Linked DNA regions of Mus musculus: region 2 is linked to region 1. The links are chromatin loops, found by intact Hi-C in ENCODE. Cell type or tissue: left cerebral cortex. All regions are shown on one strand.

Evidence for each region. Peaks named below come from ENCODE experiments on the same cell type or tissue, not always from the same donor. Only the 100,000 strongest peaks of a DNase experiment are listed, where the experiment ranks them.
Region 2: a loop joins it to region 1, with 2.0 times the contacts of the local background. A loop is called at or near these places in 3 of 42 quality-filtered maps.

The regions. Positions count from the first base shown.
Region 1 is chr7:29,176,059-29,184,058 of GRCm38, reverse strand. Psmd8 (proteasome (prosome, macropain) 26S subunit, non-ATPase, 8) reads left to right here and starts at 3,386. Exons shown (of 7, transcript NM_026545.3): 1 at 3,386-3,782; 2 at 4,844-4,916; 3 at 5,038-5,140; 4 at 6,828-6,993; 5 at 7,886-7,986. The coding sequence starts at 3,414. It overlaps Catsperg1 (cation channel sperm associated auxiliary subunit gamma 1), which reads left to right. Exons shown (of 28, transcript NM_001368407.1): 26 at 1,730-1,822; 27 at 1,927-2,026; 28 at 2,133-2,527. The coding sequence ends at 2,387. In left cerebral cortex, CTCF peaks have their summits at 3,244, 5,734 (motif pointing left), 6,269 and 6,469; a DNase peak (open chromatin) is centred at 3,410; H3K4me3 peaks cover 2,163 bases; H3K27ac peaks cover 1,118 bases.
Region 2 is chr7:29,360,376-29,368,375 of GRCm38, reverse strand. It overlaps Sipa1l3 (signal-induced proliferation-associated 1 like 3), which reads left to right. Exons shown (of 23, transcript NM_001081028.1): 12 at 1,574-1,825; 13 at 4,068-4,205. Among named protein-coding and RNA genes, the nearest start is that of Dpf1, 56 kb to the right of the region's middle. In left cerebral cortex, CTCF peaks have their summits at 2,019 (motif pointing right) and 4,113 (motif pointing right); DNase peaks (open chromatin) are centred at 1,005, 3,565, 4,124, 6,650 and 1 more place; H3K27ac peaks cover 1,649 bases.

The DNA of each region.
Region 1 (8,000 bases):
CCTCACATTTTGGTCCTGGCCTCTCAGAGCCTGTCCCTGTCTCCTGGAGGACCTGTCTCTCTATGCACAATTTGAATAGACACAAAATAACATTTTAAAAATGAAGAAGGAACAAGTTAACGCCTGGTCAGAGTTCATTGACAGCTAAGTGGAGATTTTAACAAATGAAGAAACTATAGAGGACCTAATTAGTATGCAGGGGTTTGAAAACCATTTTTAACCAATGAAAGAAAAAAATAAGGCAGCAAATGTGTAGGCTTAGGTTTCTTTCTTTCTTTATTTATTTCTTTCTTTTTTTTTTAGGATTTATTTATTTCATGTATGTGGGTACACTGTCAGTGTCTTCAGACACACCAGAGGTGGGATCGTATCCCATTACAGATGGTTGTGAGCCACCATGTGTTTGCTGGGAAATTGAATTCAGGACCTCTGGAAAAGCAGTCAGTGCTCTTGACTTCTGAACCATCTCTCCAGTTCTAGGCTTAGATTTTTTAATTTAAGATTTTATTTATTGTATGTACATGAATACACTGTAGCTGTCTTCAGACACACCAGAAGAGGGCATCAAATCAGTTACAGATGGTTGTGAGTCACCATATGGTTGCTGGGAATTGAACTCAGGACCTCTGGAAGAGCAGTCAGTGCTCTTAACCACTGAGCCATCTCTCTAGCCCGGGGCATTCCTTTTTGAACAGTGCCCATTCCCTTGATGTCTACAATATCACCCTTCTTGTAGATTCCTATGTCTGTGGCCAAAGGAACAACACAATGTTCCCCCCCTTTTTTTTTTCTTTCTTTTTTTTTTTTTTTGGTTTTTAGAGACAGGGTTTCTCTGTGTAGCCCAAGCTGTCCTGGAACTCACTTTGTAGACCAGGCTGGCCTCGAACTCAGAAATCCTCCTGCCTCTGCCTCCCAAGTGCTGGGATTAAAGGCATGCACCACCACGCCCGGCTCACCATGTTTCCTAAAAGCCTTAGAGAACATATACCAGATGCCTCTCCTCCTTCCCTTTGTGTTTATCACGTTGGCTAGTTACTAGAAGATGGCCACCACGGCCGAGGTTGTCAGATCTTATTGCAGATGGTTGTGAGCCACCATATGGTTGCTGGATTTGAACTCAGAACCTTCAGTAGAGTAGTCATGCTCTTACCCGCTGAGCCATCTCGACAGCCCAAGGCTTAGATTTTTTTTTTAAACCTACTTTTAATAAGAGTTCTCAAATGCTTCAGCATCATACGATATAGCCAGAAACTTACACTTCAAAATGGGCAAATTAACCAACTGCACCCAAGACCATGTTCGATCTGGGTTTATTGAATAATGGACAAGAGGGAATTAGTGAGAAAAGATGTGAGTCTGTACTTAGCTGGTGTCCAGACTGTACTTGTGGGATGAAGGTGGCATACAGTAGGTATTTAGTCCAACATCTAGATCAGTTGGCAGGTGGAGGCAGCAGGTAGCAACTGAGCAGCCAGACTGCTTGATGGCTGGTGCTCAGACAGCCTTACTCTCTGAGACTAGAGACTGGAGGTGTGGCTCTGTTGGAGGGTGCTTGCCTGCAGTACTGCAATGAGTTGAGTCTTGGCCCAGCAGTAGAATGCTTGCCTAACTCTCATGAGGCCCCAAGTTCAGTCTGAAGCACCATAGTCACCAAGCAGCAGGCAGATTGGAGAAATTAGTGTTTCCCCTGGACTGTAGGTGCTACAGCTGTCTACTTTTGGACTTGTAGGTGGCTGTGCTTGGAGAACTCCCCTTGCTATGACATCATCCCCCAAAGCATCTACCCACCTGAGTTCTTCTTCAAGTTGTTAGTGAGCAATAGGTAAGCCAGGCATAAAGCCTAGGTGTATGTTGAGGGTGGGGATGCAGTGTGCTGAGATTGTCCCTTGACATTTAACTCAATCCTGGACTCCATTCCCTCACCAGAGGTGTAGACAATAGCACATACTGTGACTACAAGCTCACCTTTATAGTGCACATCCATGGGCTACCGCTCAGCAGCAAGCGGTCCTCCTTCATTGTTATGGTGAGTGGCAGCCAAAGGCTTCCTTACTGGGTGGGCAGGGGGTTCACCTACTACTATACCCCAACCCCAACCCCGACCCCTTGTGACTGTTGTACTGGGCTTGCAGGTGTCTACCAGCTTCTTTATAGCCCTGGTTGTCTTCTACATCCTGTTCTGCCTCGTGTGGCCTCACATAGTGAAGGCCTGGGTCTCATTTCGCTGGAAGATTCACAACATGATGGCACCAGAGACCTATTCATCTTCCTCCTCTTCTGGGGGCTTCACCCTCCATTCTCACAGCTCAGAGGGAAGTTTTGAGGGTCCCTCCAGACCAGGTACCAAAGAGGACAATGTTCAAGCTAAGAGAGCAAAGGTGGCCTGAGTCCCTGGTCTGTACTCTTCCTCATGAACCCTTAGGCCTCTCCTCATGGGAATGCAGCCTGCCACCTCCCCAGGACTTTCTGGTTGGCTAGAATGCTCATGTCTCATTCAGACCCTAATAAAGCCTCCTTGCAGAATCAGTCCCGAGTCCTCAGAAAGGCTCACGTCCGCTTGGTTTGTACCAGCACAGCTGTAGTTAACTGTCAGAATGATGTCAGAATCTTTTATTTTCAAGATGGCACAGCAGATAAAGGAGCTCTCAAGCCTGACAACCTGGGTTTGATCCCCAGGCCTCATGAGATCTAAAGAGAGAGCCGACTCTGTGAAGCTGTCCTCTGACCTCAACATGGGCACATGCACGCACACACACACACACACACACACACACACACACGCATGCCTGTAGGCCAGGCTGGCCTGGAACTCAGAGATCCGCCTGCCTCTGCATCCCAAGTGCTGGGATTAAAAGCGTGAACCACAAAGCTCGGTCTGTAATTCTATTTTAATTTCAAAAATAAGAAAAAAATGGAATAAGAGAAAATAAGAGAAATGGCTCAGTGGTTAAGAGCACTGACTGCTCTTCCAGAAGCCCTGACTAAAATTCCCAGCAACCACATGGTGGCTCACAACCATCCATAAAGGGATCAAATACCCTCTTCTGGGGTGTCTGAAGACAGCCACAGTGTACTTATATACATAAAATGAATAAATAAATCTTTTTAAAGAGTCTGAAAAAAACGTGGAAGAATGATGCTCTGATAAACACGAACGCCTAATCTTAAATCTCACCTGCTAGTCCTCTCTCAGCCTGCCTATGTAGTGACACCTGACAAGTTTTCCAAATGGCTCCACATCGCCACCCCTTGACGTAGAGGCGGTACCCTTAAGATGGACATTCCACAGGCCGAAGCCAGCGAGGGTGGCCATGGTGACTACAGGTGGGCGGGACATTGTGGGCATTGTTTTCAGTTGGAGCGAACGGACTTCCGTTCGCCATTTTGAATGACAGCAGAGGCGGAGCTGCGGCATGTTCATTAAGGGTCGGGCTGCGAAGACACCCCGAGGAGAGCCGCGGCGCTCCTCCCGCGGGGGGCGGAAACTGGCAGTGGTAGCTCCGCCTCCAGTTTTGGGCTCCACCTCCCGGCCTCATTTCCGCCGGGAGTCCATTGCCCGGCGTCGCTGCCGTAAGTCGGGTCGGCGGCTTGCCGCATCACGGAAGATGGCGGCCACAGCGGCTACGGTGAACGGGTCGACCACCGTCTCGAGCTCCGGACCCGCGGCCACCTCGGTCGGGATCCTGCAGGCAGCGGCCGGCATGTACGAGCAACTCAAGGACGAGTGGAACCGGAAGAACCCGAACCTTAGTAAATGTGGAGAAGAACTGGGCCGCCTGAAGGTAAGAGGTCGCCGGGTCCTAGATGCCTAATGCCTGGGGGAAGGTGACAGACGGGAGATCGAGGCTGGTAGAGCGGGCCCTGAGGTGTCGTTAAGGGAGTGATGATGGAAAGATTGGTTCTGGCAGAATCGAATGAGATGGTTCGAGCTTTGTTACTTGGAGGGAGGCAGGAAGGAGTGGGATCAGTGACAAACGGGGAGATAGTGAAAAGAATAAGTCTGAGGTGACGGGACGTTGAGGGAATGTGTGGCAAATAAAGCCCAGGTAAGCTGTGAGGGAGCAGAGGTTAGGAAACACCTGTGTGAAGAGGGGCAACAGGAACAGTTTGAAGCCAAAAACGAACCTAGAAGAGCACACGTTTCGGTTGTAAACACACTCAGGCGGATAGAAGGCCAGTCTGGTCTTCAATAGCGAGTTTGAGGAGGCTGGGCTACATAGACTTCGTCTCAAAATATATATATAATAATAATAAGTAAACAACAACAAAATATGTGTTAGGTTCCCAAGTTTACTAAGGAATGGTGTCTGGGATGGACTGGGGGGGGAGGGAAAAGGAATGCCCCACATTCCTTGTTACCCCTTCTCGGGCACACTGTGGTGGAGGTCTTCCCAGACCTGCATATAATGGCTGAACACGATGTCCCACACTTGTAATCCTAGCACTCGAGAGGCTCACACCAGGCTCTCCAGTTCTAGACTAGATTGGCCTGCCTGGGGAGATGCTGTCTTAAACAAGAGAGAAACCTAAAACAAGCTAAATATAGCAACAGGAAGAATTGAGGTCATGGGCGTCTCCCTACCCCATGATCCCCCTGGGTCAGGCACCAAGTGCCTCGTGTTTCTCAGTGGAGTTACTAATATTTGTAAGATGAGGTAATCCAATTGGTACGCTCCGTGTTCTTGGGCCCTTTGGTGTTTGCTTTACAAGGTCTGACTCCACTAATATTCATGGCAGTTGTGTGGGTTAGGATGCATGCAAGCTTTTCCAAGTAGGAACATAAAAGTCCAGAGAACGTAAGTAATCTATATTTGAAATCTCGTCCTCATTCCTTCCCCCTCAGTTGGTTCTGCTTGAGCTCAATTTCCTGCCAACCACGGGGACCAAACTGACTAAACAGCAACTCATTCTGGCCCGTGAGTGTCACTAGGGTTGGTGGAGGGTGATGGGCCTGGGGTCATTGTAGGAATGACTGGGGTGGTGATCCCAGGAGGGATTCCAGCCACCACCTGAGAGCCCCTGTCCCCTTACCTACAGGTGACATTCTGGAGATCGGGGCCCAGTGGAGCATCCTGTGCAAAGACATTCCCTCCTTCGAGCGCTACATGGCCCAACTCAAATGCTACTACTTTGATTACAAGTGAGGTTGGGCCCTCTAGGGAGGGGACTGGAGCAGGAGTGGGTAGTTCCTTGTGTATCTGGCGTCCTCCGTTGCCTTCTTCGCCTGAGAACCATTGCCGTTCTCAGCTCTGTCCCCAGAAGCTGGAGGGCCAGAAGATTAGAGATCTTGAGACTGGGTTTATGTAGTCTGGTTCTGTACGTTTCTAAACAGTTTGATTTTATTTGTGTATTTCCATGTATATGGGTGCTCTGTCTGCTTGTATGTCTGAACACCAGAGGAATGCGTGGGATCCTATTACAGATGGTTGTGAGCTGCTACATGGGTGCTGGGAATTGAACTCAGGACTTCTGAAAGTGCAGAGCTCTTCAAGCATCTAGTGCTCTTAACTGCTGAGCCATCTCTTCAGCCCCTCCATCCAATCTGTTTTCCCTTATCTAGTCCCACACTATGTCCCCTGTACCCAGTGTGGCTCTGAGTTACCCCTTCATTTTCCCTCTAGCTGGCATGTCTACAACAGCCAATAGGATGCTGCTTTGCTTCACAAAGTGCTGGTTGTTTTATTTTGTTTGAGACTGGGTTCAAGGTGGTCCACCTGTCTACACCTGGAGATTATATGTAGTGCTGCCCCCTGCTGGTTTTTTTGTTGTTGTTGTTGTGGGGTTTTTGTGTTTTTGTTTGTTTTGTTTGTTTCGGTGTAGCTTTGGCTGGCCTGGAGATCCGCCTGACTCTCTGCCTCCAGTGCTGGGATTAACCGCGTGGGCCACAATACCCAGCTGTTGTTGTTTTGTTTTTAAGATTTATTTATTTTATGTATGTGAGTACACTGTCACTGTCTTCAGACATACCAGAGGCATCAGATCCCATTACAGATGGTTGTGAGCCACCCTGTGGCTGCTGGGAATTGAACTCAGGACCTCTGGAAGAGTAGTCAGTGCTCTTAACCACCGAGCCATCTGTCCAGCCCCCCCACCCCCCAGCTGCCCCTGAGCTCTTGTTCTTTGAGGCTATGCCTTATGTGCCCCAAGCTGGCTGAGAACTCAGTTGTGCAGTAGCCCTTCCGATCTTGAACTTTGGATACTCCTCCCTGTACCTCCAAGTGACTGGGATTACAGGTGTGTACCCCATGTCTTGTTTATGAAATGCTGGGGATTGAACCAAAAGTTTTGTTCTTTTTTTTTTTTAAGATTTATTTATTTATTATATGTAAGTACACTGTAGCTGTCTTCAGACACACCAGAAGAGGGCGTCAGATCTCGTTACAGATGGTTGTGAGCCACCATGTGGTTGCTGGGATTTGAACTCCGGACCTTTGGAAGAGCAGTCAGGTGCTCTTACCCACTGAGCCATCTCACCAGCCCAAGTTTTGTTTTTTTGAGGGAAACATTCTGCTTACTGAGTATCTAGCCTCTGGATGCTATTCTTATGGCTTTACGTATGATAGACCATTTAATTCACTTATGTTTTACTGAACATGCCTTTATGGTGTGGATACCTAGTGACAACTGCTTAGCAGATGGGAAATAGGCTGAATCACTGTAGTCCATGTATGTTTGGTCCATGTGGCTCGTGGCGTTTTTGCCTCTCTGTACCTAACTTGTCTGAACTCATGCAAGTACTTGTAAGGATTCTGGAAGGTGGATGAGGGACTTGGTTAGCTCCCCAGTACCTGTTAACTGTGGTTTCTTCCCGCTCCCTTGGCTCACAGAGAACAGCTTCCTGAGTCAGCCTATATGCACCAGCTCCTGGGCCTCAATCTCCTCTTCCTGCTATCTCAGAACCGAGTGGCTGAGTTCCACACAGAATTAGAACGATTACCTGCCAAGGACATCCAGACCAATGTCTACATCAAACACCCTGTTTCCCTCGAGCAAGTAAGGCTGGGCAGGGGAAGGGAGATCCTGGGTGAGGTGGGTGGTACCAGTTTAGATTGTGGGAGGGCTTCCTGGAAGAATGATCAGCCATTTTCAATCCACCAACTCTTTTTGGTTTTTGGTTTTTGGTTTTGTTTTGTTTTTTGTTTTTCGAGACAGGGTTTCTCTGTGTACTCCTGACTGTCCTGGAACTCACTTTGTAGACCAGGGTTGCCTCGAACTCAGAAATCCACCTGCCTCTGCCTCCCGAGTGCTGGGATTAAAGGTGTGCGCCACCAGTTCTTTTAACCAGCAAAACATATATGTGCCAGGCACCAGGAAAGGTTTTCATGTTAAGGCAAATCAAACAGACGAAACCCCTAATCTAGAATCCATGAAGTGTGGAGGCAGATAAGTACCAAAAGAATGAGGTACCTGTGTGGGATGTGAGGCATTGTTACGAGGACCTGGGCTTGGGAGCGGTCAGAGAGGGTCTGAAAGGGCTAAGAGGTCCTCTGGCAGAGGCAGTTTGTGTCCTGAGGCACAAACCTCCTGCCATATTTTAAAGACAGCAAAGAAGACAGTGGAAGAAGGCCGGTAAGTCAGGGGTGAGGCGTGGGAGCTGAGGCCTGCAAAGTACTATGCTGTGAGAAGGACGGCCGAGTGGCCCGTGGGCCAGCAGTTGATGTATATGGAATGGGAGCTGGGGTCAATATACCTTCTTCTCCCCTTATAATTGGAGGTTAGATGCCAGTTTGGAGGAGGCTGCCAGGGTGAGTGTGTAAGCCAGGTGGTGCTTCTTGGAAGTGGAGAAGCGAGGGTGTTATGGTAGAGCAGGGATTGGGAGGCACCAAGGGAGCAAGAAAAGCCTGTGCCACTCCATCCTCTTCCTCTTCTCCATTGGCTTTGGCAGTACCTCATGGAGGGTAGCTACAACAAGGTATTCCTGGCTAAGGGGAACATCCCTGCCGAAAGCTACACCTTCTTCATTGACATCCTGCTGGATACCATCAGGTATGTGGGGTCCA
Region 2 (8,000 bases), 180 kb before region 1:
AAATGCGGTGACAACAGTGTACCGTGTAAGGGGGTGCCTGGGGGGCCCATGCCAAGGTGTTCCCCTGAGAAATCAAGCCTTGCGACAGACCTGGTATAAAGGAGGTTTATTTGGGGGGAAGGGGAGGAGAGGGGAGCCTAAAGATGTAGGAGAGGCAGACAGACAGCAGCAGAGCTATGAAGGCAGAGAAGAGGACAGGAAGGACCGAGAGGGGGAGATCAATCAGGAACACGTGGGAACAGAGAGAGGTGGGGGCAGGGGGGGCAGGCAGTCCTTTTTATACACTGCTGCACCTACATCATAACTGGCTGTGGCAGGCGATGGCATAAGCCACCACTAGGTCCCTGGGAGGAGCCTAGCAGAAACGCTTGTAAGCCAACCCCACCCCCACCCCTATAATTTCAGAAGTGTCTCCCAGGTTGCTCTCACTGCTCTGATAGGAACTGCTTAAAGCCTGTGACAATCCTGCACTAGTCACTTTGTCTAGGGTGAGAGGCGTTTCTGATTGGTTGGGTGTGAATCACATGCTCATGCCCAGCATCCAGGGGTGAGATCTGCCTGGCTCAGAGCACATAGCAGTTCTCAGGATATGTGGCCTTCCTCCACCTCCGCCAGCCTGGCCTGTCTGGTGGCTCTGTCAGAGGGTTGTGTCCCTACTGTTCCCTACCCGGTGCCTGGGGGCTCCTGATCCCCCAAACAACCATAAGGACCGCTGAACATCAGCTCTGCCATACGGACAGAAAGGCAGAAAGGTACCCTGCGTAGGGCCTGGGACACGAACATGTCCTCAGGTCCCATGACACGGCTCTGTAGCAGCCATGTCTGAGTGTCTCAGGCCAAAGGACATCGGGATGAGACGCTCTGGACCTGCCTCTCAGAGCTTAGCTCCTGCGATCTAAGAGGTGGATATTTTTTTTTCCTGAGCTCAGCCTCTGTAAGCTCAGGCTCCCTCCCATGCTGCGTGACACACTGTGTGACAGAGGTAGCAGAGCTGCCAGCCCAGCTTGGATGCCCATGCCCCAGGCTGGATCTCTGTACTATGGTGCATGTGCCAGCCAGACACGGGCCTGCTTCTATTTCCAGGGTTCTGGGCTTCATGTGCTTTTCTTTCTTTTTTTTCTTTCTTTCTTTTTTTTTTTTTTTTTAAACCACCTTGCAAAGTAGGTCACCTGCTTCTCTTGCAGCAGTATTTGAAATTCTAGGGAACAAGGCAGAGACTGTCCTTGGATTTTTGAGGACATTGGCTTTTCCGGCCCAAAGTACTGCTTGGGGTATTAGGAGGGGCTGGTCCATTTAAAACACTGGCTGATTAGAAGCCTGGGCCAGAGAAAAGGGAGGGGACGAAGAGAAGCCAAGACCTGGAGGAAAAAGGAGATTCAGGCCTAGCAGTAATAGCCATATGTAAGCTTCATATGGCTATTACTGACCTGAAAGGTACCACTCTGGCTTTAAAATGAATCACCATGGTTTGGAATTGCCCACTGTTACCCAGACAGCCGGACCCTCCCAAGCAGAAAGAAGGCCTGGGTGCTGGTGGGCCCAGACCTTATAAGTAACAAACTTGCTTTTCCAGGGGGTGGCCAGAGACCTATGATATGAATGCTTCGGAACCCAAGACGGAGTCGGAAACCACCACCCCTGGGGGCCGACCCCCCTACCGCAGCAATGCTCCCTGGCAGTGGAGTGGGCCCGCCTCCCACAACTCTCTGCCGGCCACCAAATGGACCACCCCTGCCACTCCCGGCCATGCCCAGTCCCTGAGCCGACTCCCGAAGCAGACACCCGTGGTGCCCTTCCGAGAGTCTCAGCCACTGCACAGCAAGAGGTAAGGACGCCCAGGGCACCACTGCTGTCCAGTGTCCCTCACCCTTCTCTCTCTCTCTCTCTCTATCTCTCTCTCTCCAACCCTTGCTCTTGCCCTTTTTCTTCCCTCAGTCATTTTCCTTTTTTTTTTTTTCTTTTTTTGGATTTTTTTTTAAGATTTATTTTATATATGTGAGTACACTGTTGCTGACTTCAGACACACCAGAAGAGGGCATCAGATCCTATTGCAGATGGTTGTGAGCCACCATGTGGGTGCTGGGAATTGAACCCAAGAACTCTAAAAGAGTACCACTGAGCCATCTCTCCAGCCCTCGTTTTTGGATTTTTGAGACAAAGCTTGTCTGTGTAGCCCTGGCTGTCCTGGAACTCACTCTGCAGACCAGGCAGGCCTCGAACTCAGAGATCGACCTGACTCTGCCTCCGGAGTGCTGGGATTAAAGGTGTGTGCCATGCCTGGCCATTTTCCTTTCTTACCCCTCCGTCTCCATCTGCTCTCCCCTTCATTCCTCCCTTCTCTCCCCACTCCTGGGCTGGCCCAAGGGTCCCAGGACAGGGACAGAAAGTTCTCTATATGAGGTTGGAAAAAGGGTTTTTTCCAGGGCCAACAATAGAACCTGCAGGACTAGCTTCTCGGGCTGGCAGTCAACTCAGGGACTTGGATACTGGTATTTAGTGTATACTGTTTTGTGTCTATGGATACTGAGGGTTGAACCTCTGTCCTTTGGCTGGCTGGGCAAATGCTCTCCCATTGAGTACATCCTCAGCTCACTCTCCTTTCTTTAGAACAGGACCTCCCTATGTTATTCAGTCTGTCCTTAAACTGAAAAACCTCCTGCTCCAGACCTCTCAGAGGCCTGCATTACAGCCCTGGACCACCAGGCCCAGCTGAGATACTCACTTGGATACATTATATATTAAGAGATGAAGCATGCTGGGTATGTGGCCCTCAGCCTTGCCCCCATTCTACCAAAAAAAAAAAAAAATATATATATATATATATATATATATATATACACACACATACATACATACATACATACATACATACATACATACATACAGTCAGGCAAGGCGGTGCACACCTTTAATCCCAACACTTGGGAGGCAGAGACAGCTGGATCTCTGTTGTAAGAATTTTGGAATTTTGGTCTCTTTTTAAAAAACACTATTATAAAACTATGTTTTCATTTTATTCCCAGGTGTGGGATATGGGGCTGCTGCAGACAGTAACTGACTATGATTTGCCTCGTGCTCTAGCAGGGGTGTGATTTTTGCCTGCAGCAGATAGTTTCTGCAGTTGTGTGATATTTGGAATTCTGGGAACTCCAAGTATATAGGCCCCAGGTGGTTGGTGGTTGCAGTTTGTTAAGTAGTTGTGTGCAAAGAAGAAACAACAAAAAGGAGAAATCAGATATCCTGATGGTGAAGTTCAAACTTGGCTGTAGTCAGCAGGAAGTAGTCTAAGGGCCATCCCCTCTCTGCCCCCAGCTTTACTAAGGGGCCTCTTTCCTTTCTTCTGTATCCTTTTTTCTTTCTTATCTAGTGTTAAGGAGTTGAAAGGGTGGGAGAAAGGGATGGAAAAGCATGAAAGAAAGAGAAACCCACAGAGTAACAAAGCCAAGCTACGGATCTCAGTGAGTTCAATGCCAGCCTTGTCGAGGTAGTGGGTTCCTAGCCAGCTAGAGCTACATAGTGAGACTCAGTCTCAGAAATAAGTAAGGGAGCTGGAAAGATGACTCTGTGCTTAAAAAAAGCACTTGTTCTTGCCAAGAATCGGGGCTCAGTTCCCAGTACCCACACGGTGGCTCACACCCATTACAACTCCAGTTCCAAGGGACCTGATGCCCTCTGCAGGCATCGGGCACCCATGTGGTACACATATATACATGCAGGCAAAATGGTCATACACAAATAAAAGTAAATGTATCTAAAAAGGTTTTAATTAAAATATATATATATTTAAATTTTCCTTAGATGAAGGGGCAGAAGAACAGTTTTGTTCCCTGGAAAGGACAGAGAATTGTCCCCAGGGGCCCCTGTCCCAGCTGCAAAGCTGGGTGAGGAGCACAGAGGGAGGGGACAGGACTCTCCTGTCTTCCCTCTTCCTTGCATGTAGATCCAAGGGGGGGTAGGCGCCAGAACCTGGCTGGACTTGAAGGGCAGGTGTGTTGTATACCTCCTCCTCCTCCTCCTCAGGGATGCCTCCTTACCCTGCCTCTGTCCCCTCTCCTGTGTCTTTCCAGGCCTGTCAGTTTCCCAGAAACACCTTTTGCAGCATCACCAGCAGGGGCCGACAGAGTCCCTCCCTACCGACAGCCTTCTGGGAGCTTCTCCACCCCAGGCTCTGCCACCTACGCAAGATACAAGCCTTCTCCTGAAAGGTCAGAGTTTCCCTTTGCTTTTGAAATGATGTCATCTGGTGATTGCTGCTGCAGGTTTTTTTTCTTAGGAAAGGCACCTCACTATCTCATCCACCATGTCATGGGGTTTATGGACCTCCCCCCTCCAAGGTCAGAAAACGACCACCAGGGTATTGGCAATGTCTCCTTAAAATTTAGAACAAAGAAACAGAAGAACAAAAATCAGAGCTAAGCTGCTCCGACAGAAGTTGTCGTTGGCTCTTTGTTTGTTTGTTTGTTTGTTTGTTTGCTTTTTGAGCAAAACCATCCTCTCCCCAGCCTCCTCTTCATCTGTCTCTAGTTCCCACACACTAAAACCAGGCCATCAGTATTATCCAGGTCACATGGTCTTTCCAGTTCCATCCCTCCCCCTTAGAGCCAACTCCAACCTGACAGCATCAGCCATCTTCCCTAAATCTCCATGGCTCTCCGGCACCTTTGGAGCAGACCCAGACTGGACAGTAGCCATTCAAGGCCCCATGAATGTGATCCCAGGTCCTCCTGAGTCCCTGTGTCAGTGGCAGTCCCACCCTGTCCCTGTTCTCATCTTGAATCCTTCTCACCCCTGTGCTCAGTCCGCTCAGCCTCCCAGACTCAGTGACCCCGTGTCTCCTCTGGCACGGCTGGCCCTCAGATCTGCCTCTCGCTGTCCCTGACCAAGGGCCCGGAAATGCCACATACTAGCCCACCAGCCACCTCCTTTCAGGTTTCTATGTAGTCTGTTCGCATGCCCCAGCCTTTTCCTCACTGGAAATCCCTAAGGAGAGGCCAGCCTCCTAACCTGAGCTGTGCTCCTCCTGGAAGCCTGACCCAAGCTCTGCCCCTCAGCTCCCTCTGTGGTCCCTGACGTGACTGTGGCCACAAACAATCTCCATTCTCTTAGCCCAGTTAAGAGAGATTTAAAAAAAAAAGGGTGGGGAAGAGGAGATAGAGGACACAGACAGACAAAGGTCAGTTGCAGGGATATGCCACCTATGATAGAGAGAAGCCAGCTACTTAGGCATAGCACATATCCATATGCACAAGTGAGGAGAGCATGAGTTTGCTCCAAGATTGGCAGCTTGTGGGTCTGTTCCACGTCTCCATCACAGGGCACTGGGGCTGACAAAAGGCAAACCACTTGCTTCTAGCCCAGGGACTAATCCAACCAACCTGAGGTTCTTATACAAGGAGGACTGATCCAAGTACACACTCCTGGACCTAACCCTGGGTTTCTGTCCTTGCTGGTAGGCAGTGCCCTTAGAGCCCCACTCTGCGCCATGTTGGATGCTAAGCCTCTGTAAAGTCAAGGGGGAGAGGAAGCCTCTGAAAACTTCTAGAGGCTGCTGTGCAGCCCTCATTAGCACACATCCCAGGGGCTTCTGGTGTGTAAAGTTCTGAGAGGAATGTCTGGCCTACTCAGTGGCCAGGGCTCCTGTTGCTCCTCCTTGCTTGTGCTGAAGAGAGATCCCACAAGCCACATGGCTGAGGAGCACATCAGCGAGGAGGGGAGCACGGTCCCACTCAGGAGGACCATGCCCGGAAGAGGGCATTTGAACCAGGAGGCATTGATGAAAGTTTGTAACAGAGACGAAGGAGCATGAATGAGCTAAATGGCAGGATGTGAGAGAGGCAAAGAAGATTCTAGAATGTGTAGCTTGCTGGGACAACACCTTGGCCTCTGTAAGGACTGAGACTGCAAATGGCAGCAAAAACAAGAGAAGAGGAGAGGAGAGGAGACGAGACGAGACGAGACGAGACGAGACAAAACCCTAAGAGGCAAAAGCAAGAGGGTCAAAAAGTCACAGCTAACTTGGGATACAGAGTAAGTCCAAGGCCAGCCTGGACAACTTAGTGAGACCATGTCTCAAAAATAAAAAGTAAGGGAACGGTTAAGGAAGGCACTGGCTGCTCTTGCAAAGGACCCAGGCTCCGTTCCTGACACCCACATAGCAGCTCACAAATGTCTGTAACTCCAGTTCCAGGGAACCTGATGCCTCCTCTGACCTCCACGGGCACCAGGCACATGTGTGGTATAAATATATACATGCAGGCAAACACTCATTCATAAAATGAAGTTTAAGGGTTTTGTTATTGTTTTGACTTGGGTTGTTGTTTTTTGTTTTTGTTTTTTAAGAGAAGGTGCAGCTGGTTGATAAAGTCGGTTAACCATCTACCCAAATAAAAAATCTTGGGGAGTTTCTAGGTTTGGGCCATTATAAATATTCCGGCTGTGAACATGTAACATGTATGTTCAAGCATACACATTTCCGCATAGAAATAAGTTTCCACTTGCCTGGGATCAGTGCCCAGCACAGTGGCCTGCCATGTGGTAAGTCCGTTTCCCATTCCCACCCGAGGCATATGCGTACTGCAGTCTCTCCGCGGTCTCACTGCCATGTGGCATTGCCACTGGGTTGGTTTTTTTTTTTTTTTCCTTTTTTCATGTTCACTGTTCTGATGGGTGCATAGTGCTGTCTCATTGCCGCCGTAATTTGCATTGCTCTGACGGCCAACGCTGCTGAGCATCTTGTGTGCTGATCTGCCAGCTACGTATCCTCTCCAGTGATGTGTCTGTCTTCTGCCCATTTTCTGCTTCACTCAGTGCTCTGCAGTGTTCGAGAACTCTTTGTATGAGCGGCCTTCGGTTTTTCTTTTCATCTTCTTCATAGGGTCTTTCTCAAAACAAAACATTTTTTTGATGTCTAAACTATCATTCTTTCTCCTAATATAAATCAAACATTTTCCTGTTAGGCATTTTAAGTCCTTGATTTTCTTACCCATCTCCCCTTCATAGTGGAAACTGAGCCACGCCCCCAGGTCCTCACTGAGGGACTCTAGGCAGGGGCTCTACCACTGAGCCACGCCCCCAGGCCCTCACTGGGGGATTCTAGGCAGGGGCTCTACCACTGAACCACGCCCCCAGGCCCTCACTGGGGGATTCTAGACAGGGGCTCTACCACTGAGCCACGTCCCCAGGCCCTTACTAGGGAATTCTAGGCAGGGGCTCTACCACTGAGCCACGTCCCCAGGCCCTTACTAGGGGATTCTAGACAGGGGCTCCACTCTGCTGCATCTCTGGTCTTTTTTTTTAACTTTTTATTTTGATACAATGTTTCATTAAGTTGCCCATCTGTATCCCAGGCATAGCTTTATATTGAGCTCCTCCTGCCTCAGCCACCCCCCCCACACACACACACACACAAAAACACCTGTGTGGATGCCACTGCACTCAGTGTTCTTAATTGTTTTGGCTTTTGTTTAGGTGAGAGGTCTAGGTCAGGTTTCCTCTTTTGTCAAGAATGTCTGATTGCTCCAGCAATTTATTGGAAAGCCAGCCTTTCTCCTTTGTGTTTGCTACTTAAAGCAAAAATAATGGAGGGACTAGACACATCTGCATGCATCTTTTTTCCAAGTTCTCCAGTCTGGTCCGTGCCATCTGTCTTATGACTGATACAGGCGTCCTCCCAGCAGCTTCAGGACATAAGTTGATAATCCCCATTTGGCAGAAGCAAAAGTGGGGCTCAGCAAAGTGAACCCCTTAGGCTAACATGTCTATGCCAGGAAGCAGTCTGGACAGGAGTCAAGCCTTAGAGTAGCCAGGGGTGACCCAGATCATCTCCTGGTCCAAGAATTGTGAGCTCTTCCAGATCATCACCATGTGGGTGATCCCTGGGGAGACACTGCCCACAGTCACAGTCATGGTCGGCGGGGGAGGGGTCAGCCTCCCTGGGACTTTCTCCTGTGATTCTAGCTCTTCCAAGCCCACACCTCTCTTCTTGGGGTTCCAGTGCCTTA